7 separate regions of the Mus musculus genome follow, and regions 1, 3, 4, 5, 6 and 7 are each linked to region 2. Evidence: chromatin loops called from intact Hi-C (ENCODE). Cell type or tissue: heart. All regions are shown on one strand.

Region 1 (4,000 bases), 350 kb after region 2:
CTTCAATCCCAGCACTTGGGAGGCAGAGGCATTTCTGAGTTTGAGGCCAGCCTTGTCTACAGAGTGAGTTCCAGGACAGCCAGGGCTACACAGAGAAACCCTGTCTCAAAAAAAAAAAAAAAAAAAAAAAAAAGTGACTGGCTTCAATAGCTAGTCTTGCTATACTGGAACTTTGTGGGTCAAGTTGCCAACATAGAGACCCTTTACCTCACAAGCAAAGATGTGCACTCCTTTTATTTTTAATTGATTCAAGTTGCCAAATGTAGATCTGCTAATGCTACAGTATTTTCTTAGGGTTTTACGCTGTGAACAGACACCACAACCAAGGCAGCTGATGACAACATAGCAGCATCCAGGTAGGATGGTGCCCGAAGTGCTGTGTAAAAGTTGCTTAGCAGAATACTGGCTTCCAGGGAGCACTTAATCCAACAAGGCCTTCTGATAGTTCTACTCTCTGGGCTAAGCATATATCTATCACAAGTGTATTCCAAGTTGATCTACATGTAATCCAGATAGAATCTTTTTTTCACACCTACCAAGGAATTGACAAGGTTATTCTGTTTGAGCATATAAAGAGGGACCAAAATGATGCCACGCTCCCACACACACCCAAAAAAAGAAAACAAAAAACCCTTCAACATGCCTTTAGTCCCCTCCTTCACAGGTAGTTGAATGCCTTAGGAGCCAGCTGGGTCTACAGAATGAATTCTACAATAGCCAGGGCTATGCATCAGAGAAGCCATGTCTCAAAAGAAAAGCCAATCAAAAATAACAGTAGTGATCCCTGTGGTACTATTTCAGCCAATGAGCTGAGAAAGAAACCCTACATTAATGTGATCATTAATAGAGAATAAATGGCCCTGATAGAGCAATTAACTTAAAAGGCCTAGGCCTCTCAGCTCATGTATTATCCCAAAATGACCTAGGTGGACCAAAGATTGCTAAGCAGTGTCTTGATTTTAGGATAAACAATGTAGAATCTGAAAAATTAGACTAGCTTTACATATTCACTGGGTTGTAGTTATGTGACTTTAGCTGCTTGTAGCAAGAAGTCATTTTAAAAAGTGTTATGCCTTAATAAGTCCTTAAAATTGTAATTCCAGTGTCAAGAGTGCTTTCATAGCCTGAATTAGGCTGGATTTGAGTCCAAACATTAGCCCTGAAAAGCAATCAAGAAAATCTAGCAAATCACAAAACTGATGGGCTGGTATCCACAAGTAGTGGAAGGCTCTTAGTACCACCCTAACCTTACCAAAACAATCTTAAAAACAGATGTGCCTAGCATATCAGTGTTCTACATATTCATGCTTTCAAAGCTCACAAAGAATTAGAGACATTTGTGATGTTAAAACGGTTACTATATATAGAATATATAAAATCACAACACCTAACAGCTTGAGTACCCTGAGGTATAGGATTTACTAAACTTAAAAATGATTTAATGTTTTGATCATAAAATGCCATCTGTGGTTGGAGAAATAACAGTGGTTACAGAGATCCTGAATTCAATAACCAGCAACCACATGGTGGTAATAGGATCTGATGCCCTCTTCTGGCATGCTGTATATATACAGTATATACAGTTAGAGCACTGAAGCATTAAATAAAATCTTTTTTAAAATTCCAGTGTCATGCCCTAATTTTTTTTTCGTTCATTCATTTTATTTTATTGAGTGCATGGTGGAAGGGGGGAGGGAGGGAGGATCTTTCCCATGCTGGGTAAGATCTATGCCTTGGGAAGGAAGGCAGGCAAACGGGTTAGTGCTAGTGCATAGTCCATGGTGGTGCTTTATCCAAAAGACTTTGGTTGTGGCCTCCCATTTTATTCTCAAAGGGCAGTCTGGGAACCCTCTTGCAGAAGGCAGGAGGAACTGGCCGACCTCCTTATCTGTCTCACGACGGTCTAAACTCAGCTCACCCAGCTCACGTTCCTTATTAGTGGGTGAACAATCCAACGCTTGGTGAATTCTGCTTAACGATAGGAAGAGCCGACATCGAAGGATCAAAAAGCCGCCACAAGCCAGTTATCCCTGTGGTAACTTTTCTGACATCTCCTGCTACATTGTTCCAACATGCCAGAGGCTGTTCACCTTGGAGACCCATATTCTAATTTTTAAGGGTCCAAGTGTTTTGTGTCCTTGAGGATTAAACCCATGAACAAGATGGTGGTGGCATTTGCACTAGGAATGTTTAACCATTGTTCATAACAATATTCATACTGGCCGGGCAGTGCTTGCGCACGCCTTTAATCCCAGCACTCAGGAGGCAGAGGTAGGCGGATTTCTGAGTTCAAGGCCAGCCTGGTCTACAGAGTGAGTTCCAGGACAGCCAGGGCTACAGAGAAACCCCATCTGGAAAAAAAAGCAAAAAATAATAATACTGTTCAGAACCAGAGATGGTGGCACATGCCTATCTATAATCCCATTACTGGCCATGTGGAGGTAGAAAGGTCCAAGAGTACCAAAACAAAGTAGTGGTGTCATGTACCTTTCTTGCCAGGGTTTGATAGGAGTTGTGGGTGGATTAGGTCAAGATCATGTCATCAATTGCCCTCTACATAGCAAATACAAGGCCAGACAGCCACACTCTCAAAAACCATAAAAGGATGTATATTCTAAGTCCTGAGATCCTTCAAATGACATTTGAGTACCGATTATGTAACTATGCCCTGGTTAGATTAATATTTTAAAATTGTGATTTATTGGGCCTTATGTGGCATAGGCTATACAGCCTACTCTTAGCACTTAGGGATATACTCTCCGGTTAAATTCATAGCCTACTGAACTATACTGCAAACTAAAGTCTCAGATGGGGTGAGGGCAAGAGAAGGTAATACTGTAGGTTCCGACTAGATTTAGTTACAAACTCAAGTTTCTCCCGGCTATTTTTCGACTTCATCAATGACATCACCTGAAATGCAAGTGACTGACGGCTAATGCTGGTCAACCTCCTCATCTTATTGGAATATACACCTGGTACTGCGGCTACTGCACTCTTATCTGAAATGCCTTGTATTGGAAATGGCTTAAGGGTTGGGCCGAGAGGATTAAAAAAAAAAAAAAACGTACCACATGCCACAACTAATGTCTCAATAGGTTAAAGAGCCCAACAGATGCTTTCTTCATCCTTCAGTTTCACAAAACAGGGAAAGCGCATGCAAAGGACCCGAGCGACCACAAGTCCACGGACACACTAAGAGCATTCGCTTTGCCTCCCAGCGGAAGCTCGGCTCCGCCGGGATCTCCGCAGAAGCAGAAAGCTCAACCTCCCATGGCATGGTCATGCCCGGAGATTGGGGAAGGGCAGGCAGGTTCCGAACCCAGTCTCCGGCATCAGCTGCGCTAGGCACAGAGACCCAAAGCGAAGGCCTCGGCCGACTCCGAGAGCCCCTAGGGAGCGCGTGGGAGGTTCGGGCCGCCCTCCTGCCTTCCTCTAACCTTCCAATGAAATAACACTCGGCAATAGAAAGGCAAGGCCCATCCGGCCTCCGATACACGCTCCGGCAGGGCCACCGGGAGCTCCATGGGTTCCACATTAGCCCTGTAGGGAAAATGGCGCCCATCACCCTATTTCCCTCCCGGGCAATCAAAAGGACGAACCTCCCTCCCTTGCTACAAAATGGCGCCTCCCGCTGGGGCCCCAGAATCGGCATAATTCACTCGTCCGTGGGGCGGAGTGGTCCGCGATGAGCAGTTTCGCCATCCAGTCAGGCACAGAAGCTTTGATTCCGTACCTGGCGCCAGCCACTCATGAGCGGGTAGGAAGGTCAGGCAACAATGACGCAGGTGAGGTGGGCGTAGTTAGTGGCGGTTTCCTGCCCGTCAGCTAAATCTAGACCAATCGAGAGCAAGAGTCTTCCAGTGAGTGACGTAAAGACAGCCCAATGGAGGGTAGGGGCGGGACTCAGAATTGCTATGCGGGTTGCGGGGCTTGGGGGCCGGGCGGCTGTTTCCTGTCCTGGTGCATGGTGGTCGGACGAAGGAATTGTTGGAAAATTTTC
Region 2 (4,000 bases):
TTCCTAAGTCTAGCTGTTGAGGATAAACAAAGCACAAATGTTCTCCCGCCTCTTCTGAGTTTTCAGTCATGTGAAGGAGTATTGCGCTTCTTTGCTGAATCCCACAGTTACTTGATTTGAGGGTGTTTCCTTTTTCCTTTGAAATGAAGTGAAAATCTCCAGGATCACACCTGAATTGTTTTGTTTTCAAAATGTGCTGAATCCAAAACTTCAAGTCTGTTTGTTAGGGTTTGTTTTTTGTTGTTGTTTTTCTAGACAGGGTTTCTTTGTGTAGCCCTCCTTATATTGGACCTTGCTCTGTAGACCGGGCCAGCCTCGAACTCACCTAGATCTACCTGCTCCTGCCTCCGGAGTGCTCGGATTCAAGGCCTGTGCCACCACTACCTGTATGTTAGTATGCTAGGTCTTTACCTTCAGTGTTTGTTTCAGTTTCCCATTGGTATATATTGGATTGTGGGTTTATAAACAGTTGGTGATAGAGATAGCCATGTGAAACAGGTACAGGGATGTGGTTTTTGAGTGGCAGGACCAGCTTCCCATGGATCAAACCGTGTTCTGTAACGTTCAGCTATCCCAGTGGTCGCTCCTAAGCCTCACCTAAGGTCACTTCTCACTGTGACCAAGCAGTGAGAAGTCGCTGCTGCACTCCAGGCTGTAAAACTTCCTTCATCGTGCTCTCTGGCCTTTAGTAAGGTTCACATTTCTAAAGCCCCAGGCTTTATTATCGGCTTTTTTGGTTTAAACTGAAAGATGGATGGTAAATTATCACAACACCATGACATCAGGGACACCAGGCTTTCCTGAGAGTGGCCTGGCTTTAAGGATATGGGTGTCTAAGCTGGAAGGAAAGGAATTGTTTTCGCTACGCTTGTAGGCTTCAGATATTAAGATCAGTAAACTGCCAGTTTTTCTGTTTTGTTGGGGATAAGCTCTGGAGTCGCTCAGACTTGTTCTTTAAGAAAGCCTTCCTTGCCTTGAACTCTTGATCTCCCTGCTTCCCCTTTCTGAGGGTAGGGATCATGGACATCCACCACCGTGACCTCAGGGATACCAGGCTTTCTGTGTCTTACATACTTCAAGCAAAACATACATACAAAACTTCTATGTCTTACAAACATTCTTTAGCTTCCACGAATGGGATTTCAACCAATGAGATACAGTTCAGAGAAGTGTTTGTTTGTTTGATTGTTTTGTTTTGTTTTTTGTTTTTTTGGTTTTTTCGAGACAGGGTTTCTCTGTGTAGCCCTGGCTGTCCTGGAACTCACTCTGTAGACCAGGCTGCAGAGAATATTTTTAATGTTCATATTTATCCTAGGGTTGCTATAGGACAATCTGTACCCTCAGCTCTACTACAAAATGGTTACCTTAGACACTTGGTTCATGGTCCAGTCAAAGGAATCGTAGTTGGCTTTGAGGCTTAGCAAGCTGGTGTTCATGTTCCACTTCAATCCTGTTATGGAATGGCACTTCAGAACATGGTGGCTTTTTAAAGACTTAGAAAATTATTCTGGGTTTGGCTCCATAATTTTAAAGCAGCCCTTAAAATGTCATAGGTCTATGTCCTGAGTTCTCTCCCCAGCTTCTCAGTCCTCTCATCACATTCCTTCGACACTGTCTCTAGAGTATGTTCCAAACAGGCTTAAGATGTCTTTATTACTCATGGTCCAGGGCAAATCTAAGGTTAACTTGGAAGAGGAAGAAGGAACTAAACAAGAAGAATGTAGCTTTTCTGATCTTTTGGAGTATTCCTAAATTAGAGATCTCTCTCCTTTCCCTGGGGGAAATCCTAGGGGAAAGGCTGTGTTTGTGTGGCTTTTAGGTTTATGTTTTGTAGGCTTCTGTGTTTCTTCAACTTAAGGAAATCGTTCAGTTCTTCCCACATCCTTGTCTGAGCACCAGGAAAGTAAACACAGAATTGTTGATCTGACTCCATCAGGCGAGGAAGTGAAAGGGTGTGTGTACTTGACATTGAAGCAAAGATGTGAAAACCTTTACCCTAGCAGAGAGAAAACATGGTCCCGGCTTACCTTTATTTAGTTGGTCAGAGTTCTTGCCCTACAGAGGCAGCAGATGGCAGCAAAGCCATGCCAAATACAATGTCCTTGTCTTCTCAGGCTTAGGCTTGTGGAAAGGACAGGTAATTTAACTCTTTTCTCATGCTTCCTTCCTCTTTCTGTGCACAAGTATCGTAGTCTGAAATTTTGGCCAGAATATTTAAATGTTCTTTCACCTTATTTCTCTAGAAATACTACTTGTCTATGCCAGAGGAAGGAGGAGCAACCCATGTCTACCGTTATCACAGAAGGAAACCTCCAGAGATGCACATGTACTCAGATACTGGGCACAGTCAGGAACAAGTGAGTGTCCCTGCCATTCCACACAGCACCTGCATGGTCTCAAGATTGATATCTTAGTTTGGAAGTCCCTGTGAGATTTTGTGTTACCAGCTGCCTGTGTGACTCAGCATTACAGTGCTCAGCAGACATGTCACTTGACAGCCTCAGGGAACTTCCAGAAATAGGAGTTTGTCTGAAGCATGAGATTATTTATTTCACTCTAGGATCTTCAGTTGAACCTGTTCTCCTGGACTGTGGAGTTCTTAGGCAGGCTTAAGAACCACATATTTTTATATGCATCTGGGAATACAAAAGAGGGTTATTTTAAAGGTTTTATTTTTGAGCTAGGCGTGGTAGTGCATGCCTTTAATCCTAGCACTTGGGAGACAGAGGCAGGTGGCTCTCTTGAGCTTGAGGTCAGTCTGGTCTACATAGAGAATTTTAGGACAGCCAGGTTGACAGTGACTGCCTGAAAAGCTTTATTTTCAACTACATGGGTGCATGTGTGTCTGTGTATGGGTATGTGCACACAAATGCAGGTGCCCAACAAATCTAGAAGAGGGTGGGTCCACTGGAGCTGAAGTTAACCAATGGTTATGAGCCACCCAGTATGAGCACAGAGAACCAAACATGAGTGCTCTGCTCTTAAAGAGCTAGAGGCCCTTCATCATCTTCTCTGTCTTTTAATATGCATTGCCATTTGAAAGCCAAAGGTTCTGTTTGTTCAATGGAAGTAGGCTTTTTGGTTTTGACTTTTCTTAAACTCCTTTAGTTATAACTTAAGTCCAGATTCAAATCCCTAAGTTAACCTCCTGACTTTTCTGACCTGTTAGTCATCTCAAGGTAGTAGAGTGGAGGGGTTTAGCAAAAATGACAGGAGTGAGCATGGGTATATGAGTAGGCTCATTGCAGGCTCTGGAACCCTTTAAGTGCCTCTCTGGGATGTGAGAGTCACCAGAGTCTGTGTCCTGCAATTCCCTTTCCGCCCTGACCTGAGCTCTCCTAGGAGAGCTCTATTAAGTGAGGTGTATATGTGGCAAAGTGTCATTGCTCTTTCCTGTGATGTGCAAAAGGGGCTCCCTGCTGATAACGGTTCTTGGAGAAACGGGAAAGAACTGTTGCTGAGAGTCTGTTGAGTATCATGACTTTAGCACTTCAATCTTCCCTTCTGTCCAGGAGCCCCATGTTACAGTCCAGAAACAAGGGTGTGAGTTTAGAGAATCCTGCTAGTAAGCAGCAGGCATGGGAATGGGTCTTAGATTTGCCAGACTCCAAAGCCTACATAAAAAAAGCATGACTAAAAATAGTTCTAAGTGTACCAAACAGATCACTAATAACAAGTGACAGATGAGAAAGGGCATACAAAATAATCCTAATAAGATAAAAGAGATGTCTTTGCTTTCTGGAGGTCAAAGCTTATCTTAGCCCTAATCAATATTTGTCTTGACAGAGAAACTGCAGAGGCGAGACATCTGTTGGACAAGAAAGCATCTACCAAACATCAGAGCATTCTCAAGAGTCCTCTTGGCCTGTGAGTACAGAGCTCAGTGTGCTGGGCTTCACCCCCTTCCCCATAAGCCTGCTGGCCCACTGCTCACTGGGTTCTAGAGTGTCTTCACATTGGGAGGTTTACACTGGAGGAGCCACAAGATTTTGGTTTGGTA
Region 3 (4,000 bases), 380 kb after region 2:
GCTGGCCTTGAACTCAGAAATCCGCCTGTCTCTGCCTCCCAAGTGCTGGGATTAAAGGCGTACACCACCACTGCCCAGCTGCCCCAAATATTCTTAATAGTCATTACATGATATCTGCCTAGGATTTGATTCTTCCTGCTTACTTTATGCTCCCTAGGTTAATCTCCAAAAACATGTTTAGAGGAGTATTGTATGGATACATTTTCTCTTTAATTTTCTTAAAGGTTATGGATTAAAAAGTCATTTCAGAACTCATACTGGAGAAAAGCCATATCGGTGTTCAGAAGATAATTGTACAAAGTCTTTCAAAACTTCAGGAGATCTACAGAAGCACATCAGAACCCATACAGGTACCAGTTGAAGCAGAACGTCCTACTTAGACCAGCAGTCGCTTTCTTTCCTTTGTGATTCCTGGATCTCATCAGATAATCTAGCCTGGCTGACCTTGGATTTGTGATGCTTTTACATTGGCCATCCCATTTCTGGGATTACAGGCTAGTACTATCAGGGTAGGCCAGGACTGCTTTTTATTTTATTATTGTTTCTTAATAATTTATTTAATTTTATTTTATGTGCATGAGTATCAGTACTCTAGAACCAAAGTTACAGATAGTTGTTAGCTGCCATGTGGGTGCTGGGAATTGAACTGGGGTCTTCTGGAAGAGCAGTCAGTGCTTGTAACTGCTGGCCTCCAGGCCTGGAATTCTTAATCTGAGGGAAAGGATGGTGACCCTGAAAAAGGTGAAAGGAGTCATTATCTGGGCCTTATCTTAAATTCCTAAAATTTCATCCAACTTGCTGTTTTTGAATGTGAACTTTCCAAGGTGAAGTCACAGAAATATGCACAGTAGCCTAGATCACCAACCCTCTCAGTTTCAGAGATTACCTGAGTAACAAGGTTATTGTCCTAGGATTACACATTTGATAAGTAGCAAAATTGAGAACAGACCCTGGCTGGGCAGTGGTGGCGCACGCCTGGTCTACAGAGTGAGTTACAGGACAGCCAGGGCTACACAGAGAAGAAACCCTGGGGGGGGCAAGGAAGGGAGGGAGGGAGGGGGAAAGAGAGAGAGAGAGAGAGAATATCCCTCTCCTGCTGGTAAAGAAAATGTCTGAGGTCAGAAATGATAATCACAGCACTCGGACTGAGTTCAAGGCCAGCATGGTCTACAGAGCCAAGAGCTACACAGAGAAACCAGAGACAGAGACAGAGGTTCAGAGGTTGATTCTCTGCTTCTAATTTTTAGGTTCGGGGGATCCAACTCAGTTGGGCTTGGCAGCAAGCATTTATACCCACTAAGCCATCTTGTTGAACCTTAGCTCTGTTCGTGATTTTCTTTTCTCTTTCCTCTGACATTGTGGTGTATGCTTTTCTCAGTTCAGTTTTTTTTAATATGCCCACTTGATGATTCTATCTTGGAAAGTCACAGTCACTGATGAGTGTTGAATGCTCTCTCCAGAACACAGCAATGCTTAGAAGGGAAACTCAGGGCCTTCAGGCTGCAGATGGGGTGAGACCCTGTGATGAGACATTTGACAGAACCCCGTGACATTCCCATCTCTGTATTTCTCTTTTTTTTTTTTTTTTTTAACTGTTTAATTTATTCCCTTTTGTATCTTTAGGAGAAAGGCCCTTTAAGTGTCCTATTGAAGGCTGTGGTCGGTCCTTTACCACATCAAATATCAGAAAAGTGCACATTAGGACACACACAGGAGAAAGACCTTATTACTGCACAGAACCTGGATGTGGGAGGGCATTTGCCAGCGCAACTAATTATAAAAACCATGTGAGGATACACACAGGTAATGACTGCTGGGGTCTTGCCCTGTGTCCTTCGAGGCTTTCAACTGCCTTCTTCTTCCCAGTTTCCATGATGAGAAGAGCTGAAGCAGCTCCACACTTTCTCTGCTGAGCTGACCTGTGATGGCACACACACACAACGCCTTTAATCCCAGCAGGGGAAGGCAGAGCCACTGCCAGGCGTGTAACTGCCATCTGCCTCAGTGCTTGCATGAGTAAGGGTCTAGGGAGGTGGGGCGGGGGAGGGGGAGGCAAGCAAGCAGCACTCAGGGAGAGGAAGCTTCAGAATGTAAAACGAAGTCCATTTCTGTAAGGCTGATCAAGTGCCACAAGTGAGCCAGTACCGCAAGTACAGCCAGTGTGAAGGAGGGCTGCTATGTTCATCATAATACCAGCACGAGGCAGCTGCAAAGCAGGATCAGAAGGTCACAGTCATCTTCAGCTATGTCATGGCTGTGAGGCCAGCCATAAGTGGACGCTTAAAAACAAACGGGAGAAAGTACCTAATAAAAAATTAAAACAAAAACAAAACAAACAAACAAACAAAAAAAAAAAACGGGGAAAAAAGGTTTACAGGAATCCCTTTTTTACTGTTTGGTGCCATCTAGTGGTGGCTTTTGCTGCAGCCTAAATAGCAGTTGGGCTGATATTCCAAGTGGTAATTGACAGCCATTTTCCTGTTTAGAACATCACCTGTCATCAGCTGGGCGGGGTAGCGCACACCTTTAATCCCAGCACTCAGGAGGCAGAGGCAGGCAGATTTTTGAGTTCGAGGCCAGCCTGGTCTACAGAGTGAGTTCCAGGACAGCCAGGGCTACACAGAGAAACCCTGTCTTGGAAAAAAAAAAGTCACTGTCTCAGACAGTGACGGCACCACACACACATCTTGGGAGGCAGAGGCAAGCGGATCTTCAAGTTCAAAGCCAGCAAGTTCTAGGACAGCCAGCCCTACACAGAGAAACCCTGTCTCAAAAACAAACAAACAAACAAACAAACACCTGCCATCCTTCAAAATAAGAACTTTTTATAAATTTTAATTTAATTTTTTTTTAATTATTCACTTTACATCCTGGTCACTGCCCCCCTCCCATGGTCCTTCCCCTCCTCTGAGCAGGTGGGGGCCTCCTCTGGGAATCCCCCACCCCTACCCTGGCACTTCAAATCTCTTCAAGGCTAGGTGCTCCCAGACAAGGCAGCCCATATACACACACATACACACATTTAAAAATGAACATAATTTTTAAAAGCTTACAAAAAGGGGCTAGAGAGAGATGCCTTAGTAGTTAAAAGCTGCTCTTTCAGAAGGCCCAGACTGGGTTCCCAGCACCCACATGGAGGCTAAAAACCATCAGTAATTCCACTTCCAGAGAAAATGACCCTTTTCTGACCTCTTTGGGTGCTGTACACAGTTGGTACCTGGACTTATATGTAGGAAAAGCACCCATACACATAAATCAATGTATTTTTATTAATTTATAAAGTATGGGTGTGGTGCCGAGTACTTCTAATGCCAGCACTCAGGAGGAAGAAGCTAAAGGATCTCTGAAGTGGAGGCCAGCCTGGTCTATGTACTGTGTCCTATGACAGCCTGGGCTACAAGAAAAACTGTCTCAAACAAATAAAAAAAAATCTCTGCTGTTACTATTTTTTACTTATAAAGGGCTGAGGAGATAGTCAGCAATCAAGAGCAAGTGCTGTTCCTGCAGGGGACCTGAGCTTGGTTCCAACACTCACACACCATAGCAGGTGGCTCACAACTGCCTGTAACTCCAACTCAAGGGGACATGATGCCCTCTTTTGGCATCTTTGGGTACCTGCACTCATGTACACATACCTACACAGAGACACATAAGTTCACATAATTTTTTCTTAATTTACAAAGAGTGTTAAAGATTAATCTGTAACTCTTACTGACACCTGGCCCAAAATTGAAAGCATTGGTTAAACACTACAGTATCAGCTACTGTGATGGGTTGCAGAGCCACCTGACTTGATAAACACTTATCATACAAGCACTATAATACCAGATACTGTGATGGGCTGCAGTGCTGCTTCCCTTGATAAACACTTGCCATACAAGCATACAAGCACCCATAGAAAAAGCTGAGCACAGCAAAATGTGCCTGCTATCCTATCTTTGAGGAGGCAATGACAGGAGGTCAGCCAATCTGGTCAAGTCAGTGAGTTTCAGGTTCAGTA
Region 4 (4,000 bases), 190 kb after region 2:
AGACCAGGACTTTTGAACTAGGACTATCACTTCCAGAACCCAGGAAAGAATAGGTTTGGCTGGTTTTAGACAAGAAGATCTGATAGAGGCACAAGGGGATGTGGTAGTGGTGGACACTTAAGAGTACACAGAACATGAAGGCCTTTGTTTCATACCAGAAAGCACTGTCACAAAGAAAAACCAAAACACAGAGTAGACTGGCCATCGTGGGCAAATGCACTGAGCACACGAATTGCCACTGCTGACGAAGAAGGGGGGCAACGGTACAGAGTCCCGCATACCAAAGGCCATCGCCTCTGCTGCCACCATCTGACTTCCACATACACAAGTGGCATGCACGCCCTCACACATAAACAAAATTACTTTTTAAGAATTATTTCCTATAGTGAGAATTTCACCTGCATTTATATTATGTGCACCATGTACATGCCTGGTGCCCATGGAGGTCAGAAGAGGGCATAGGACCCCATGGAACTGGTTGTGAACCACCCTGTGGGTGCTGGAAACTGAACCTGGGTCCTTTGTCAGAACGAGTGCTCTTAACTGCTAAGCCATCTCTCCAGACCTAATTATTTTTAAATTGAAAAAAAAAAAAAAGAAAAAAAAGTAAATCTAGCAGCAGTTGGCAGGGAAGCCACTGGACTGTAGCGGGAAGGGAGCATGGATTTGGGGCTGGCAAAGGTCTCAATCTGAGTGTTAACTACAAGGTGCCCACGTTCTAGTGCTTCACTGAGTTCATCTGCTTGCTTGCTTGCTTGCTTGCTTACCCAGAAATCTTGGTGTCGGAAGCTTGGGATGAGAGCAGGTGCAGATGCTAAGGCAGGCAGGATGGTGAGCTGGGCAAAGAGAATCCAGCTTGCTCAGAGCTGCTACAGAGGCCTGAGCAAGCCCCATGCAGGACACAGCTGACTCCAGGGTCCTTGAGATCTTGAGCTCCTGGATGTGGCTGCTCTCTTACTTCATTCCTCATTCCAACGATGATTAAAAACACAACAAAAAGGGACACTCGCAGCTGAAAAGCCCTAATTTAAGAAACATGTCCACACTCACCTTCTCAGGAACACTCTCTGCTCAGGGCTGACCCAAGCTCCCTCACTAAATTGCACAGCTGACATCTGGCTGCTGTACATCTGGTCTTGCAGAACCACAGCGGTGGCCAGCTGTCTGAAGTTAAGCCTGTCCCACATTCATCCCACAGACAGGACGAGAGCTGGCTCAGGTTATTAGCTCCTAAGAACTGTGATGGTTAGTTTTAACTGTGAACTTGACACAACCTAGCATCACCTGGGAAGACAGTCTGTGAGGGGATCTATAATGCGGTTGACCTGTGAAGGGTTTTCTTATTTCAGTTGAGGTTAAAGACTCACCCAGAATATAGGTGGCTCCATCTCATGGGCTGGATCCTATACTGAATGAAAAGGAGTGAGCTCATTACTGGCATGCACTAATTCACTCATTCATTCATTCATTCTCATTACCGTGGATGTGAATTACTTCAAGCTCTTGTGGCCTTAACTTCTCCACAGTAACTACAACTGAACTGAATAAACCTTTCCCCCTAAACTGCTTTTGTCAGTTATTTTTATCACAGCAATGACGACTAAAACCGTATTTCCTGGGAATTCAACTTTTCCAGGCCTTGGTTTCCTCCCAGCCCTGGGGAAATCTCCATTTGCTTTGCAGAGTGTAAAACCCTGGTGTTAGGTGTGCCCAGGCTTAAGCTCACGACATACAGCTGAACATCATGCTAGCCTTTCTAGGGGACCAAAAATTCTCCTTCTGTACTCCAGAGACACAGCCCAACCTCTTCTCTCTTCCTCTCTTCTCCCTGCAAAGGAGCTGAGGTCTCAGTCTGTAGCCCACTCACTCCCCCTGCCGGCAGGACACCACAATGTGGCTTTCCTGAAGCCTCCTCCTCATCTCTTGCAAAAACATCCTGTGCACTCACAAGCTGCTCACAGAAGACAGACATGTGCTGGGGTCCTTCCTGCCCTGTAAGTGCTCAGAGCCCAGGGATGGTCCAATATGGGGCTGGCCGAAACAACCAAGAAACTATATCTGCATTGTCTTCCAAATTCTAAGAAACTGTTGGGCCACAAGGACAATGACAGCTGCCTAGGAGGTTGGGGAAGACATCATAGCAGCTGCCTCCTAAGGTAAACAGTACACAATTTTCAGGCAAGGGGAACCAGAGAGAGCAGTTACATGCAGAGCCAGAGGAACACAAAAGAGGACAACACCGGGTTTGAGGGGTTCTACTTGTTTAAGCCACTTCTGGAACGTTCTGCCAGAGGAGCCTGATTGAAAAATTAAAATTTAGCTACGTGTGGTGGCAAATGCCTTTAATCCCAACACATGGAAGTCTCAGAAATAAAAAAAAAAAAAAAGAAAGAAAGAAAGAAAGAAAGAAAAGAAAAATTTAGCTGGTTACTAGGGTCAAGGCTTTTCCACTGTTATACCTGACAGAGCAAACCCTTCACTAGAGAAAGGGCTTCTACACCACACACACACACACACACACACACACACACACACACACACCTGCATGTGTTAACAGAGGGCAGACAGGGCCACCTGTGTTCTATGTTCCCACCCAGTCTCCTACCGTTCTCAAGAAATGGCCCAGTATCATCGATTAAGTGACAATCTTTGTAAGCTTGGCCAGCTTTCCTCCCTCTGCGGTGGGAGAACAACCTTTGCACATTCCTCCTCACTGGCTGACTGAATTAGCTTTGAAAGTCTTGGGCACCAGATAGGGAAGGTGCACGGACTTAAGTCCTCAGGGGCGTCCTAGACAGTCCAGACCCCAGCCGGCTGGGGAGAGATGCACAGTTTGGTCCTCAGGAAGGCCACACTACACCTCCACAACCCACACACCCATGAAAGCCAGTGACCAGTGAGATTTGTTTCAGGTGTTTTATTAAGTGGGCCATACTGTAGCTGGTTTCTAAGTTGCAAAACAACATAAATTGAACAGTAATAACATAGCCAGTTAGACTGACAAGCTTTCCTTCTCTTAAAGAAAAAAAGAAAAGAAAAACAAATACTTAAAACACACAATGGCAGGTTAAATAAATAAGATAGGTGAAGAAAAGACAAACCTGTTAAACATGCTCATGTTTACTCCTGTGCAACTTTGTGCCAACAGGAAACATGATTTTCTGCATGTAGCACAATGACATTGTCCTGGCATGTCTCCTTCCCAAATAATACTGACAAAAAAGGGGAAGGGGGGAAACGGATGTGGAGCTGACTTGGCAGTGCTTGATCAGAGGCACTGCTAAAAATCCCTTTGATTGGAGCATGGGATGTCCCACTCGCACACCTGTGCGTGGCCCGTGAAAGCCAGATAGCCAGAATAATGTTAATATAGAAAACATTAGTTTAAAAACGATGTGGAATGGCCTCACCGCCGTGACGGGGCGGCATGTGGAACAGCCCCACACTTGTTGCAGGCTCAGTCTGGGAGGCCACAGGCTCCCAGCGTGCGGCCATGCAAGGGAGGCACCAGCTTCAAAACAAGCAGCGCCAACCTTGCCCCTCTCTGTCTCTTTCACATGAAAGTGTGTAAAAAGCAGGTCAGCAAATAAACTCTAAAATAGATTATTTTTTTTCCAAAAATCCTCTAGTTTTCTTTTTACAGTAAGTATACATATCCTCTCTGTCCCCCACAACTTGCTTAGGTCCCTTTGGGATGAAGAGGCAGAGCTGCAGGGAGTCTTTCTGGGTCCTGCTGCTGGCTGGTGCTCAGAGGTCAGATGTCAATGCCCTTAACGAGGGAAGTGTCCAGTGTGATGTTGAATTCTTGCAGGGTCTGCAGCACTCGGATCAAGGAATTGACGAGTGTGTGGTCCTTGATCAGCGCCACGTCCTCATACATGTGCGCAGTGATGGGGCAGTCGGCCAGCAAGGCTATCCAGTGGTGCAGGAGGTGATCTCTGGTAGGGTGGGAGTGATCCAGGTAGGTCAAAGCAAGGGAAAAGAAAGACACAGGCCAAGG
Region 5 (4,000 bases), 260 kb after region 2:
CAGCACTGCCCAGCCACCCAGCCTCCTCTCCAGGTTTTAAAGGAAAAGTGTCTCTTTCCTGTTTAAGCCCCTGTTAAACTGTTTCGAATATGGTGTGTGTGTGTGTGTGTGTGTGTGTGTGTGTGTGTGTGTGTGTGTGTATGTGTGCATGCCCTTGAGGAAGCCAGAAGTTATTGAATTGCCTGGAGCAGATGCTAAGGGCCTAACTCCTGACCTCTGGAAGAGCAGAAAGCACTCCCAACTGATGAGTCCTCTCTCTAACCATATTATTTTTCTTTTTGTTTATTGTTGTTTTGTTTTTTCAAGGCAGGGTTTCTCTGTGTAGTCCTCGCTGTCTTGGAACTAGCTCTGTAAGCCAGGTCGGCCTCGAACTCAGAAATTTGCCTGCCTCTGCCTCCTGAGTGCTGCCAGCATTGCCCGGTTTATTGTTTGTGTGCTAATGGCCTCCCACCTCATAGCCTGGTCACTGACTACATCATGGAGGCCCTCTCTCTCTCTCTCTCTCTCTCTCTCTCTCTTTGTTTGTTTCTTTCTTTTTCGAGACAGGGTTTCTGTGTAGCCCTGGCTGTCCTGGAACTCACTCTGTAGACCAGGCTGGCCTCGAACTCAGAAATCCGCCTGCCTCTGCCTCCCAAGAGCTGAGATCAAAGGTGTGCGCCACCACGGCCGGCTGAGGCCCTTTCTCTTAACAAAGCTGATTCCTGGAGAGCAATTGTGTGTCTGCTCCTTCGCTGAACCAGCAACCACCTCTGCTTCATTTTTTATTTAGCCTTTCAGCCACATAACTGGCAGCAGCAAGGAAGCTCCCAAATTGGTCAGCCGCAGGCAGCTTCTGATGCTGCAACAAGAAAGGATGAACTGAGAAAGAGGAACAAGTGTTACGTCACCCGGTGTTACAACTTCCCCAAAGTAGTATGTGAACGTGTGAATGTGTGTATGTAAGTGTATGCCTGAGGTCCTTTTTTTTTCTGTATGATTGACTATTCTGGTACAGAACTGATCTTGTAAATAGATGTGTATGTAGATGTGTTTGAATGAGTGTGTTTGTGTGGGGGGAGGCTAATGTAGGGTAGGGTGGTCGGACCCAGAAAGCAGAGGAATATCTTTGGCTCTCCAAGCCCAAGAGACACTAATAGTTGCTCCTCTCAGCCCTTCCCCTCCTCCCATGTCCCACTGGACTGAAAAGCTTTTCAGAATCAGACCAGATGGGCCTCTTGTGTGCTGCACCCGGCCTTTTTCCTTAGACTGTGAATACAGTAGCACCGTTATTCTCATCAGCTTGGGGACAAGAGCATCCTGGGAAAGGCCGGATGGCGTAGTGAGGGAGAATGAAAAGCCTTGGACCGGATCCCAAAGGGAGCTATATTTAGCTGTAGCTGAACTCTGAAAGATTTTTGTCATTTTTGAGACAGGGTCTCACTATGTATCTTTGGCTGGCCTGGCCTGAAACTCTAAATAAGCCAGGCTGGCTTCAAACTCACAGCTATCTACCTGTCTCTGTCTCCAGAGTGCTGGGGTTAAGAGGCATAAGGCACATAAGGATTCTGAAAGACTCTGAGACAGGGTGATGGAATTGTCATGTATCTCGGTTGTAGTAGTGGTTACATAATGGATCATGAAAGACAATTCAGAACTACCCACTAAATATAGTAAATATCACTAATCTGAAAATACATACAACTTATAACAGAGTATTTTAGGATTTGTTGTTGTGTGGTCTTTTGAGATAGAGTTCCAGATTGCTCAGGATGGCATCAAACTCACCTCAGGTTGTAAATTAGTATTTGTACCTCTGGCTCCTAACACCCTGAGGGTAAAACATAGCATAGGCTGCCTGCTAACTTTTGTACAGACTGTTTCATCAGATGGGTCTCATTGTAGACACCATTAATTTGCACAGTTACTGTAACCATCTTCCAAAAGGTGGCAGTAGAGTATCTGAAGAGAGAGGCATTACCCCCCCACCCCCCACCCCCGCCACCACCACCCCCCCACCCCCCCCACCCTCCCACCCCCGCAACACTCACACAGAGAGCATGTGCTCCTAGCAGGGCTGCTGGATATATGCCAGCATGTGGGGCTCAGACAGGACACAGATTTGCAGAGCTTAAGTCAGCATCTGTTCTGCTCTTCCATCAAGGCTTTCCCTGTGCTTCTGCTCCATTCTCCTCTCACCTTTGACCCTCATCATCTGGTTGCTAGCACAGAGCTGGAAATGGCCAGTGGGTAGGCAGCATCTATACCTACCTTTCTTCTATGCCCAGGGCCACCTTCATTGCCTTTCCACTCATGCACAGGAAACTGTGCTCAGAAGGACCACACACTTGGTTTAATGATATGTGATGAGAGACTAGTGCATACAAAATGAAGCTCTGTGAGCCACGAGTGTCTGGTTTTTTGTTTGTTTTTCTGCTTTCATTCCTTTAAAAGTTCATAAAACTATCTGAGCAGAGAATTCCAGGATCTGTGTGGTTTGGGGGAATTCAGAAATCCATGCCCAGAACAGGATGAGCATCTATGTCAACTTGTCCACCAGGAGTAACTGAAAAATCTCACAAGGAATGCCTGTCAGTCTATTAAGGTCTGGGACACAGCCCATTGGCAGAGTGTAGATCAGGCTGAGCTCAAATTTACTATGTACTGAGGGTGACTTTCATCCTCTGAATTATTCTGCCTCCACCTAGTAAATGGTAGGATTACAACAAGCAGGACCAGTTTTCACAAGTGAGGAATTAAATGCATGGCTGTGTGCATGCCAAGGAAAGCACTCTATCAACTGAGCCACAATCTAACACCTCATTTACTGTGGAGCTTTAGTTCTTGGCTTTTTGGGTTTTTTTTTTTTTTTTTTTTTTTTTGGTTTGTTTTTGGTGTGTAATTTTTTGTTGTTGTTTTGGTTTTTTGTTTTTCTAGACAGGGTTTCTCTGTATAGCCCTGGCTGTCCTGGAACTCACTCTGTAGACCAGGCTGGCCTCAAACTCAGAAATTCACCTGACTCTGCCTCCCAAGTGCTGGGATTAAAGGTGTGGAATCCTATTCTGAGTTCATGAGTCCATCTAGCTTTCTTGTACCTCCCAGGGATCTGGTCCATTAATTTTCCTCCCCAGATATTTGTTTTACATTTTTTAAAGATTTATTTTATGTATATGAGTTCACTGTAGCTGTCTTCAGACACACCAGAAGGCACTGGATTCCATTACAGATGGTTGTGAGCCACCAAGTAGTTGCTGGGAATTGAACTCAGTACCCCTGGAAAAACAGTCAGTGCTCTTAACTACTGAGCCATCTTTCTCCAGCCCCCTTCTTCCTTTTTATTTTTAAAACAAGATGTAATTTTATAGTCCTGGTCTGAAATTCACATAACTTCAGCATCAGGTTTTGGGATTACAGGCTCATACCATCTTTTTAAATTTTAAAACAAAAATTGAGTTTTTTTGTCTCTATGTGCCCCTTGGAGCTGAAGTCATAGGTGTTTGGAGGACATGGGTACTGGAATCCAAACTCTAGTATTCATGCCGAGCAACAATCCATCTTGAGCTGGGCGTGGTGACGCACACCTTTGATCCCAGCACTCTGGAGGCAGAGGCAGGCAGACTTCTGAGTTTGAGGCCAGCCTGGTCTACAGAATGAGTTCCATGAAGGCCAAAGCTACACAGAGAAACCCTGTCTCGAACACACCCCCCCCCCAAAAAAAATCCATCTTGAGTGTTGAGCTCTCTCCAGAGGGCCATAAGGACTTAAAGATTTATTTTATGTGTGTGTTTGCCTTCATGTATGTATGTGCATTACATGGGTGCCTGGTACCCACGAAGGTTGGAAAAGGCCATTAGATTCTGTAAAAGTTACAATCTGTTATGGGGCCATGTTGGTCCTGAGAATCAAACCTTGGTCCTCTTAACCTATGAGAAATTCCTCCAACTTTGATATACTTGTAAAAACACCTAAAATTGCTTCCTTATGTCCTTTGTTGCTTAATAGATCTGGGATACAGCTAGCAGCT
Region 6 (4,000 bases), 97 kb after region 2:
TGAACCTCAGAGAACTGGCTTCTTTCCATCACGGGAGTCACTATTAGGACCGCAGGTTGTTGTGCAAACTATTGTCACAGAAAACTCTACTGTGCTTTGTCATTACCAGGATGCTGTCTTTTAAAAATATACATCTCTGTTTCTAAGAGTTCCTGTGCCTCCTGCCTTCCTTCTGCCTTTCAAAACAGGGCAGTTTATAGGTAAGAACTCAGGCTCTGAAGTCTCTAGACTTGGGTCATCCCAGTTCTGCAGCTTTGTTATATCATGCCCTCAGCTCAGTTATTTAAATCTCTAAGCCTGAGTGGCCTCTTCTGTAACATCATAAAGCGACCCAGTCCGCTTCATGGGGTGACCATGAGGAATGTGGCCCATAAAAGGCACCTAGATGCATACCTGGTGCTCAGGAATGCCCCATGCCTGTCACATGACTCTTGCCCTTCTCCAGCATGGGACTCATCTGTAGTCCCCACCCCACCCAGCCCCACCAGCTTGTGCTTGTCCTGATAGGATTTCAAGTGCCAGCATACCTGGCTGAGACAATGCTGGGAGGTTGGGCATTGGTTTCATACACATTACACAGAGAGTCTACCAGCCAAGCTATACCTCCATCCCTTGTTTTCATTTTTTTAAATTAAAAAATGACCATGTAATATGTCACAAAGGCAGAATTACAACAGCATCCTAAAGTGTGACATGTGAAATGTCTTAATGTCTTGATAATGTTTGCTTAAGCCTCAGAGTCTGTTTTCCTTCATGACTCCAGTCAGGAGAGCTTGCTGAATACTGCTTCCAGGAAGAAACTAGACTCAATGTCTCCTTCAGCAGAGTCCCAGAAGTCAGATCCCAAGAACCCTTTTCTTGGGCATTACACATCATTTGAGACTGCAGGGCTGACGAAGGGTCTTGTATCACTTGTTAGAAATAAACTATGTAAAGTGAGTTTAGGAAAGCCAAGGATGTCTCTTTGCCTAAAACTCTTTAGTGGCTCCCTATAAAATTAATTCTATTCTCCTGAGCTTGGCTGAAGGATTCTCACTGCCTAGCCCCAGCCTTGTTTGCTCTCCTCCCTGCCCTCCCCACTGGCCAACTGTGCCAGGAGCTTTATCATTTGGGTTCTTCCCGAATGATCTTTCTATTTATATCCCACTTTATTCTACATGTTCTTTCCAGACCCAAACCTCTTGAAACTGCTCTGTTCTTTCCAAGCCTATTCAGAATAATTGCTGCCTTCTCTCTGTGTGTGCTTCCACTGCCTTATATGTACCCTATAAAAGTATCTATGACAAAAGACACACTTTTGCGTTCTGGTCACAGTAAATATTTGTAGAGCAAGCCTCAGAGTCTCAGTAGGTCTCCAGGGATCGGAAGGATCCAGAAACATCATCTGACTTGCCCAAGATCACAGAGTCCAAAGCAGGGCCAAGACCTGAAGTTAAGCCTTTACTCCATCTCAAGAGTCTATTTAATAAAAGTCACAACCTTAACAAGTTTAAATATCTTTGAGCAATTACTATCTGCAAGTCACTATCCTATGTTAAACGCTTCATGTTCATTCAAATGACTTCTGCCATCACTCACTAAGAAAATAATGCTTGACTGAGGTGCAGCTCAGAGTTGGAAGCTCTAGGTTCCTCGCCCCTGGAAATCAAGAAACTAAGACTTAGAGATAGTAAGTCACTGACACAAGTCCTGGAAGGGACAGCCAGCTGCCTGACCTCAACAGCCACGCTCCCACACCTGACTCTACTCGGATTCCCTGTATTTTCTAAACCATTCTTTTTCATCTCCATAATCAGTGTCCCCAAATGTCTGTTTAGAATGTGGCCCCAATGAGTCAGCCATGTCCTTTTGCCTCTCCCCACCTGGCTGGCTGAGTAGGTGTGCTTGCCAGCATCCGCCAGCTGGCTCAGAAGCCAGTTCCTTCAGCTCAGGGCACAGCCAGCCAAGCCCTGTCATGGCACAGACTGACAGGAGCACCACAGCTTCTGCTTACCATCGTATGTCACATAGGGAACCTGGAACCCCCGGGCACTGTTCCCTTCATTGGACTTGAACTGAATCCACAGTTTCTTTGACCTGGAGGTGAAGGCGATGGGGCGTTCATAAGTCTGGCAGGTTTCATATGTGGTCACAGAATTTGATGAAGCTGCCAAGAAAAAATAGAGTGTGTGGTTCAAGAGGTGTCATGGTGCCACAGTCAGGGAATGCTCATCTTCGAAAACACTTAATCCACACAAGAAGTTAAACTCAGGACTTCTCAGGCTGGGAAGACAGTTCCCTTGGTCAAATGCTTGCTTTGCAAACATAAGGACCTGAAACGATATCCAGAACCTATGTTTTATTGGTGGTGCTGTTTTGCTTTGTAGCCAACATAGTGGTCATACAAGACTGGGCTTATCAACATTATGGAGAGACGAGAAGCTCATGATCGCCCCCTACTGCCACACCATGATCTACACCACTAATGGCTGCACGGAACACAGACATTTTCTCCAGTTGTGTAGATGCTGGGAAGGTGCCCATTGTTCCTGTAAATAACGTCTCATACATGTTTGTAGGTCCCAAAACCAAACAAAAAACAAACAACTCCCTCCCAAAGACAAACATCGGAGAGACTGATGGGAAGAAGAAGGGGTTACCTGGAAGGAGGCACAAGATAGTCATGGAGGAGAATATGATCAGAATATATCATATAGTGCATGAAAATGAAGTAATGAGGTCCATGATTTTATACAAGTAGTGTTTAGCAGTAAATTTAGAAATAGCAGACAGACAGACAGACACATGGTTCCTTTCAAGCATTCTACCTGAACTCTTAGTCCTAACAACCTACAAGGCAGCGACTGTCATTTCTCCCCTCCCCCAGAAGACTACAGTGTTCAGAATGCCCACCCAAGATCACAGACCCAGTAGGAGGTGAATCTGGGATCGATTCCACTCTCAACTCTGTCATCAAGCTGCATTGATATTAACATCCCTTTATGCATTGGTTCTCAACCTTCCTAGTACTGTGACTCTTTAATACAGTTCTTCATGTTCTGCTAATCCCTAACTATAAAATTATTTTCATTGCTACTGTTATTAATCGCAATGTAAATATTTTGAGGGTTAGAGGTTTGTCAAAGGGGTCAGGTTGAGAATGCTTCTTCATAGACAACAGACACTAGAGGCTGAGTCGGGATAACAGGAAGGGTCTTCCTTCCTGGTTAGATCACACCTTTGGCCTCAGGCAGTCCCTAATCTATTTGTTGCTACCTAGGGTGAACAAAGCCAAGCCAGTCCCAGTTAGCTATAAACCCATGTCCCGTCTCTGCTCTACCACAAGGAAACAATCTACTAGCACTGCTCCTCACATTTAAAGCTGGGGGCAGGTCATCAGGTTTCCCAGGCTGCCTTGGGAAGGGAGGGAAGCCCAGGGAGAGACGCACAGGTTTTCCGCATCACCAGGTAGTCACCGCAGTCATCCTCTATGGGCAGGAAGATCTCAGGGACCACAATCAGGATCCGGCGTTTGGGGGGTGGGTTGATGGTCCAGGTGCACTCTGAGTTGGCTGGGTAGTTCCCAGGGTAGTTTGGGGATTCAATATACCCTGTGAAATCCCCCAGCTCCCCTCCACACTTTCTGTCTGGAAAGGAAGTGCCATGAGTTAGGAGGACAGAACACTGTCACTGCTATTCTAGCCTCCCCAAGCGTGGCTCCCAGGCACTGTTGCAAGGAAATGGCACCACCCAGAGAATGTGCATCCTGTAATGCTCATAGCCTCTGTGGAAGCCAAGCAACATGGACTCCCCAAAGTAGCCCACCTTCTCAACACATTTAGTCTTTTTTTTATTACGTATTTTCCTCAATTACATTTCCAATGCTATCCCAAAAGTCCCACATACCCTCCCCCCACACACACTTCCCTACCCACCCATTCCCATTTTTTTGGCCTGGCGTTCCCTTGTACTGGGGCATATAAAGTTTGCGTGTCCAATGGGCCTCTCTTTCCAGTGATAG
Region 7 (4,000 bases), 86 kb after region 2:
CCCAGATTTGAGGTGGGTTTGTATTTCTGCTTCAGGAATCCTGTAGGGAGTATTTGTCAGACTTTTAATCGCTGAAACCAACTTCCCAGGAAGGCAATTGTGTTAGTCAGCATTCTCTAGAGAAACAGAACTTACAGAATGAGTCTCTCTCTCTCTCTCTCTCTCTCTCTCTCTCTCTCTCTCTCTCTCTCTCTCTCTCGATATATTAGAATGGCTTATGGGTGGTTCAGTTAGTCTGACAATGGCTGTCTGTCTACCAATAGAGGGTTCAAGAATCCAGTAGTGGTTGTCTCTGCTGGTCTTCAGTACACAACGGAATCCTGAAGAAGTGGTCTCTAATGCCAGTGAAAGAATGGTCTTGCTAGCAAGAGTGAGCAGGAAAAAATACTTTTTCCTTCTTCTAAGACCTTTATATAGGCTTCTAGCAGAAGGTGGCCCCAGATTAAAGGTGGATCATCCCATATCAAAAAAAAAAAATCCAGATGAAAGTGGGTCTTCCCACTTCGAATGATTTAATTAAGAAGAAATCCCTCACTCATAGATGTGCCCAGCCATTTGGGTTTTAGTTAATTCCAGATGTGGTCAAGTTGACAACCAGGAACAGTCATCAGAGCAACTCAAAGGAGAGAGGTCTCTGGATCCACTGTGAAGCAGAGTGTAGTGTGATGGGGGTGGGAGGAGGAGGGGGAGGAAGAGGAGGAGGGAGAGGAGGAGATGGTGATGATTGTTTACCTAGTGACAGACAGGAGTCAACAACCAGGGAAAGGCTTGGAGAATCCTTCAAGGGCCCTCTTCCTGCAAAGTTGCATCTCCTAAAACACTGCAGTAGCTGGAGAACAAGTACTCAGTACCTGGACTCAGTACTCAGTACTCAGTACCTGGACTTGAGAGGATGTATCAGATTTGAACCATAGCATAGGGAAGAGATGGAAACACCAGATTGTACTCAGAATTACCCTCAGTCCTAGAAAATATCTTGAGATAAGATAATAATCCAAGTTGGGGATGTCATAGCTCCTAGAGCCACAAAGGCTGAAGCATTCGACAGGATTACAAATTGGGGGTGATTTCTTCCTTGTTCTTCCAATTTTTAATAATGATCTAAAAATTTTTTAAAGATTTATTTATGTACTTATTTATTTAATGCACATGAGTGCACTGTAGCTGTCTTCAGACACACCAGAAGATGGCATCAGATCCCATTACAGATGGTTGTGAGACACTATGTGGTTGCTAGGAATTGAACTCAGGACCTCTGGAAGAGAAGCCAGTGCTCTTAACCTCTGAGCCATCTCTCCAACCCAATGATTTAAATTTTTTAAATAATGCATCCGTGTCTCTGTATGGGTCTGTGCACTGGTGTTCGGGTGCCTCTGGAAGCTGGAGATGAATATCAGAGCCTTTGGGTGGAGTAGCCACATGAGGGAGTTGAAAATTTAATTCTGATCCTATGCAAGAGCAAGATGTATTCTTAACCATAGAGCTGTCTTTGTAGCCTCCTCTTTCAACTCCTCTTCCTCACGAACTTAGGAATATATATCCTAATGCCTGCACCATAAAAGGAAATGAGTAGTGATAGTGTCTGCAGGTAGGTGGGGGATTGACAGTATTGTTGATAGCTTGAAATCACCTAAACTTAAGCCCGGCAGAGTAAGTAAGGTTCTAAACCAACATGCTCTGTAGTCTATATGCAATCCAGCATGTGGCCTATCATTTATCAAGATCAACCTTGACCTTCAGAGTCCTATTTGGTTAGCACTTTATTTTGAATTTCAGGCAAATACCATGGGCAACTAAAACACAGGTGAACTCTGTTTTCCAACCACTAGGTGGCACCAGTTCTGAGACTTGCTTGTTCACCAGGTGAGGTTAGACTGGTGTGTCCACACAATGCTAAGGTCTTGCTGGATGAATAAAGGAGCTAGCTTGCCAGGGCCAGTGCTGCCAGGTTTGGTGTTCGGATCCAGTGCCCTTCATGGGCCTGTATTCAAGACTCCAGTGATTAGCTTATGAAATAGCTAATAATGAAAATAGCCTCTGTAAGCGCACTGCCCATCCTAACACTGATCACCACTTGCCTATCCACACGCTTTTGTTTTTTTGCCTCTCACCACTGGACTCTCAGTCCACCAAGGACAGAAATTTATCTTGTTTAGTAGGCCCTCAGTAAATATGCAGTGCATAAATTCATGAATAAGTAAACATGCAACCAAGAAGTACTGGTAACTAAGGACTGTGCTTGCAGTTCCCTGGTAAAATGAAAACCAAGCAGCTACTGGGCTGCTGTCATTGTGGTAGATGTTTTAATTCAACTAGAACAACTTTTCTGGAAACTGAGGTGGTTTATTTTCTAACTCTATTTTGCTCCTACTACGCTATTTGGGGAGATCCTTGATAGATACTGTGTCTTTCATTATTGTATTAGTCAGGGTTCTCTACAGTCATAGGACTTATGGGTAGCCTCTATAGAGTAAAGGAATTTGTTGATGACTAACAGTCTGTAGTCCAACTCCCAACAATGGTCAGTAGCAGCTGAAAATGGAAGTCCAAGGATCTAGCAGTTGTTCAGTCCCACACCGCAAGCAGGTGAAGAAGAGAGTAAATCTTCCTTCTTCCAATGTCCTTATGTAGGTTTCCAGCAGAAGGTGTAGCCCAGATTAAAGGTGTGTGCCACCACGCCTTTAATCCCAGATGACCTTGAACTCTGAGATCTCCCAGTCTTAATCTTCTGGAATCCATAGCCACTATGCCTCAAGATCTCCATACCAAGATCCAGGTCAGAAACTCCTATCTCCCAGCCTCCAGATTAGGATCACAGGTGAGCCTTCCAATTCTGGATTGTAGTTCACTCCAGATATAGTCAAGTTGACAACCAGGAATAGCCACTACAATTATCTTCAGAGTTTTCCTCTGTAGCCTCTGTGGCTGGGCTAGTGGTTGCTATGTGCCTAGGCTGGCCTCAAAATGACAGTCACACTGCTGCCTTTACTTCCTGAGTGCTGGGATTACATGTGTGAGCTCCCATATCTAGCTTACTTGTGTCTCTGTGGCTATATTCATTGCCTTTAATCCTTGCTGGGCCACCAGCCAGTCTCCCACAGAGTACCTAGAGAATGGAGATGGGATACTAGGAGCTCACATACCCCTAGAATAGGAGATGGTCACAGAAAGGAGGACTATTAGTGGCTTCTAATTTCTAAGGATGAGTCCCTCTGGCCTCTTCCAGGAACTGCCCTAGGGACAGCTCATGGCTGCCTATCAGGTAATCATGGGTAAGAAGGCTCCCTTTACTTAATGAGAAGCCATTTACCCTCAGTTAGTCCATTTGCCTCTCATATGCTCCTGAGAAGTCAAGAGACATGGTTTGTAAAGCTCTCGGGACCTCTGGGACAGGAAACAGATGTAAACAGTCCTACACAGTGGCATCTCTTCTAGGTTGATATTGTAGCTAGGCCTGATGGGGATCCCTGGGGACCAGCTAAAGCAGTCTGCAGCAGGCCACAGTCCTGGTCCATCTTCCTGCAAAGTTCTACCCAAGGGCAAGTGCATCCTTACTTCTTGCTCTCAGCCTTCACTTTTCTCAAGTTCCCACATGCCATGTGAGAATCATCTGCAAACTTAAATCCAGCAAACGCCTATAGGCATTGCACTTAACAACTCAGAGGATGATTCAGAGGAAGCAATTTCCCCAAGGGATGGTAATCATCTGTTAGTGTGAAAAGGCAGGCTCTCATTACCATTGCAAGTGGGGGGGGGGGATGTTGTTGGATCAGATGCAGCGCTACAGTATGTGGTTACAGAACAATATCCACAGCTGGAAGGTGGGACTCACAGACTCCCATGCCTGCTCAGAACTCACCCACAGAACCAGCTCTAATGGCAGGAAGGTGGACACTCAGCTTTGGAACCCTCCCCCTCCCACCTAGATGAGTGGCCGCAGCCTCCTTGTGCAGTTTCCCATGCCTGCCTCCTCAAAGGCATCCACACGGGCGGAGTCTCA

The links. Peaks named below come from ENCODE experiments on the same cell type or tissue, not always from the same donor. Only the 100,000 strongest peaks of a DNase experiment are listed, where the experiment ranks them.
Region 1: it touches region 2 in a loop (2.3-fold over the local background); 3 of 42 quality-filtered maps call a loop at or near these places.
Region 3: it touches region 2 in a loop (8-fold over the local background); 5 of 42 quality-filtered maps call a loop at or near these places.
Region 4: a loop joins it to region 2, with 9 times the contacts of the local background. A loop is called at or near these places in 13 of 42 quality-filtered maps.
Region 5: it touches region 2 in a loop (3-fold over the local background); 2 of 42 quality-filtered maps call a loop at or near these places.
Region 6: a loop joins it to region 2, with 6 times the contacts of the local background. A loop is called at or near these places in 5 of 42 quality-filtered maps.
Region 7: a loop joins it to region 2, with 2.1 times the contacts of the local background. A loop is called at or near these places in 5 of 42 quality-filtered maps.

What each region holds. Positions count from the first base shown.
Region 1 is chr7:110,057,770-110,061,769 of GRCm38, forward strand. Zfp143 (zinc finger protein 143) reads left to right here and starts at 3,942. Exons shown (of 16, transcript NM_001374618.1): 1 at 3,942-4,000. In heart, CTCF peaks have their summits at 1,564 (motif pointing left) and 3,269; a DNase peak (open chromatin) is centred at 3,752; H3K4me3 peaks cover 1,975 bases; H3K27ac peaks cover 2,141 bases.
Region 2 is chr7:109,705,155-109,709,154 of GRCm38, forward strand. It overlaps Akip1 (A kinase (PRKA) interacting protein 1), which reads left to right. Exons shown (of 6, transcript NM_020616.2): 4 at 2,244-2,357; 5 at 3,787-3,867. Among named protein-coding and RNA genes, the nearest start is that of Akip1, 3.5 kb to the left of the region's middle. RefSeq lists an enhancer at 1,658-4,000. In heart, a CTCF peak has its summit at 2,067 (motif pointing right); no DNase peak of the experiment used is centred here; H3K27ac peaks cover 1,663 bases.
Region 3 is chr7:110,081,568-110,085,567 of GRCm38, forward strand. It overlaps Zfp143 (zinc finger protein 143), which reads left to right. Exons shown (of 16, transcript NM_001374618.1): 10 at 225-350; 11 at 1,624-1,803. Among named protein-coding and RNA genes, the nearest start is that of Zfp143, 22 kb to the left of the region's middle. In heart, a CTCF peak has its summit at 2,407 (motif pointing left); no DNase peak of the experiment used is centred here.
Region 4 is chr7:109,890,878-109,894,877 of GRCm38, forward strand. It overlaps Dennd5a (DENN/MADD domain containing 5A), which reads right to left. Exons shown (of 23, transcript NM_021494.1): 23 at 2,903-3,938. The coding sequence ends at 3,755. Among named protein-coding and RNA genes, the nearest start is that of Scube2, 27 kb to the left of the region's middle. In heart, a CTCF peak has its summit at 1,882; DNase peaks (open chromatin) are centred at 1,131 and 1,934.
Region 5 is chr7:109,967,121-109,971,120 of GRCm38, forward strand. No RefSeq gene overlaps it. Among named protein-coding and RNA genes, the nearest start is that of Dennd5a, 8.7 kb to the left of the region's middle. In heart, a CTCF peak has its summit at 1,873; DNase peaks (open chromatin) are centred at 1,251 and 2,111.
Region 6 is chr7:109,802,615-109,806,614 of GRCm38, forward strand. It overlaps Scube2 (signal peptide, CUB domain, EGF-like 2), which reads right to left. Exons shown (of 22, transcript NM_020052.2): 19 at 3,429-3,626; 20 at 1,994-2,146. Among named protein-coding and RNA genes, the nearest start is that of Nrip3, 23 kb to the left of the region's middle. In heart, a CTCF peak has its summit at 2,432 (motif pointing left); a DNase peak (open chromatin) is centred at 1,947; H3K27ac peaks cover 289 bases.
Region 7 is chr7:109,791,095-109,795,094 of GRCm38, forward strand. No RefSeq gene overlaps it. Among named protein-coding and RNA genes, the nearest start is that of Nrip3, 12 kb to the left of the region's middle. In heart, a CTCF peak has its summit at 1,823 (motif pointing right); no DNase peak of the experiment used is centred here; H3K27ac peaks cover 314 bases.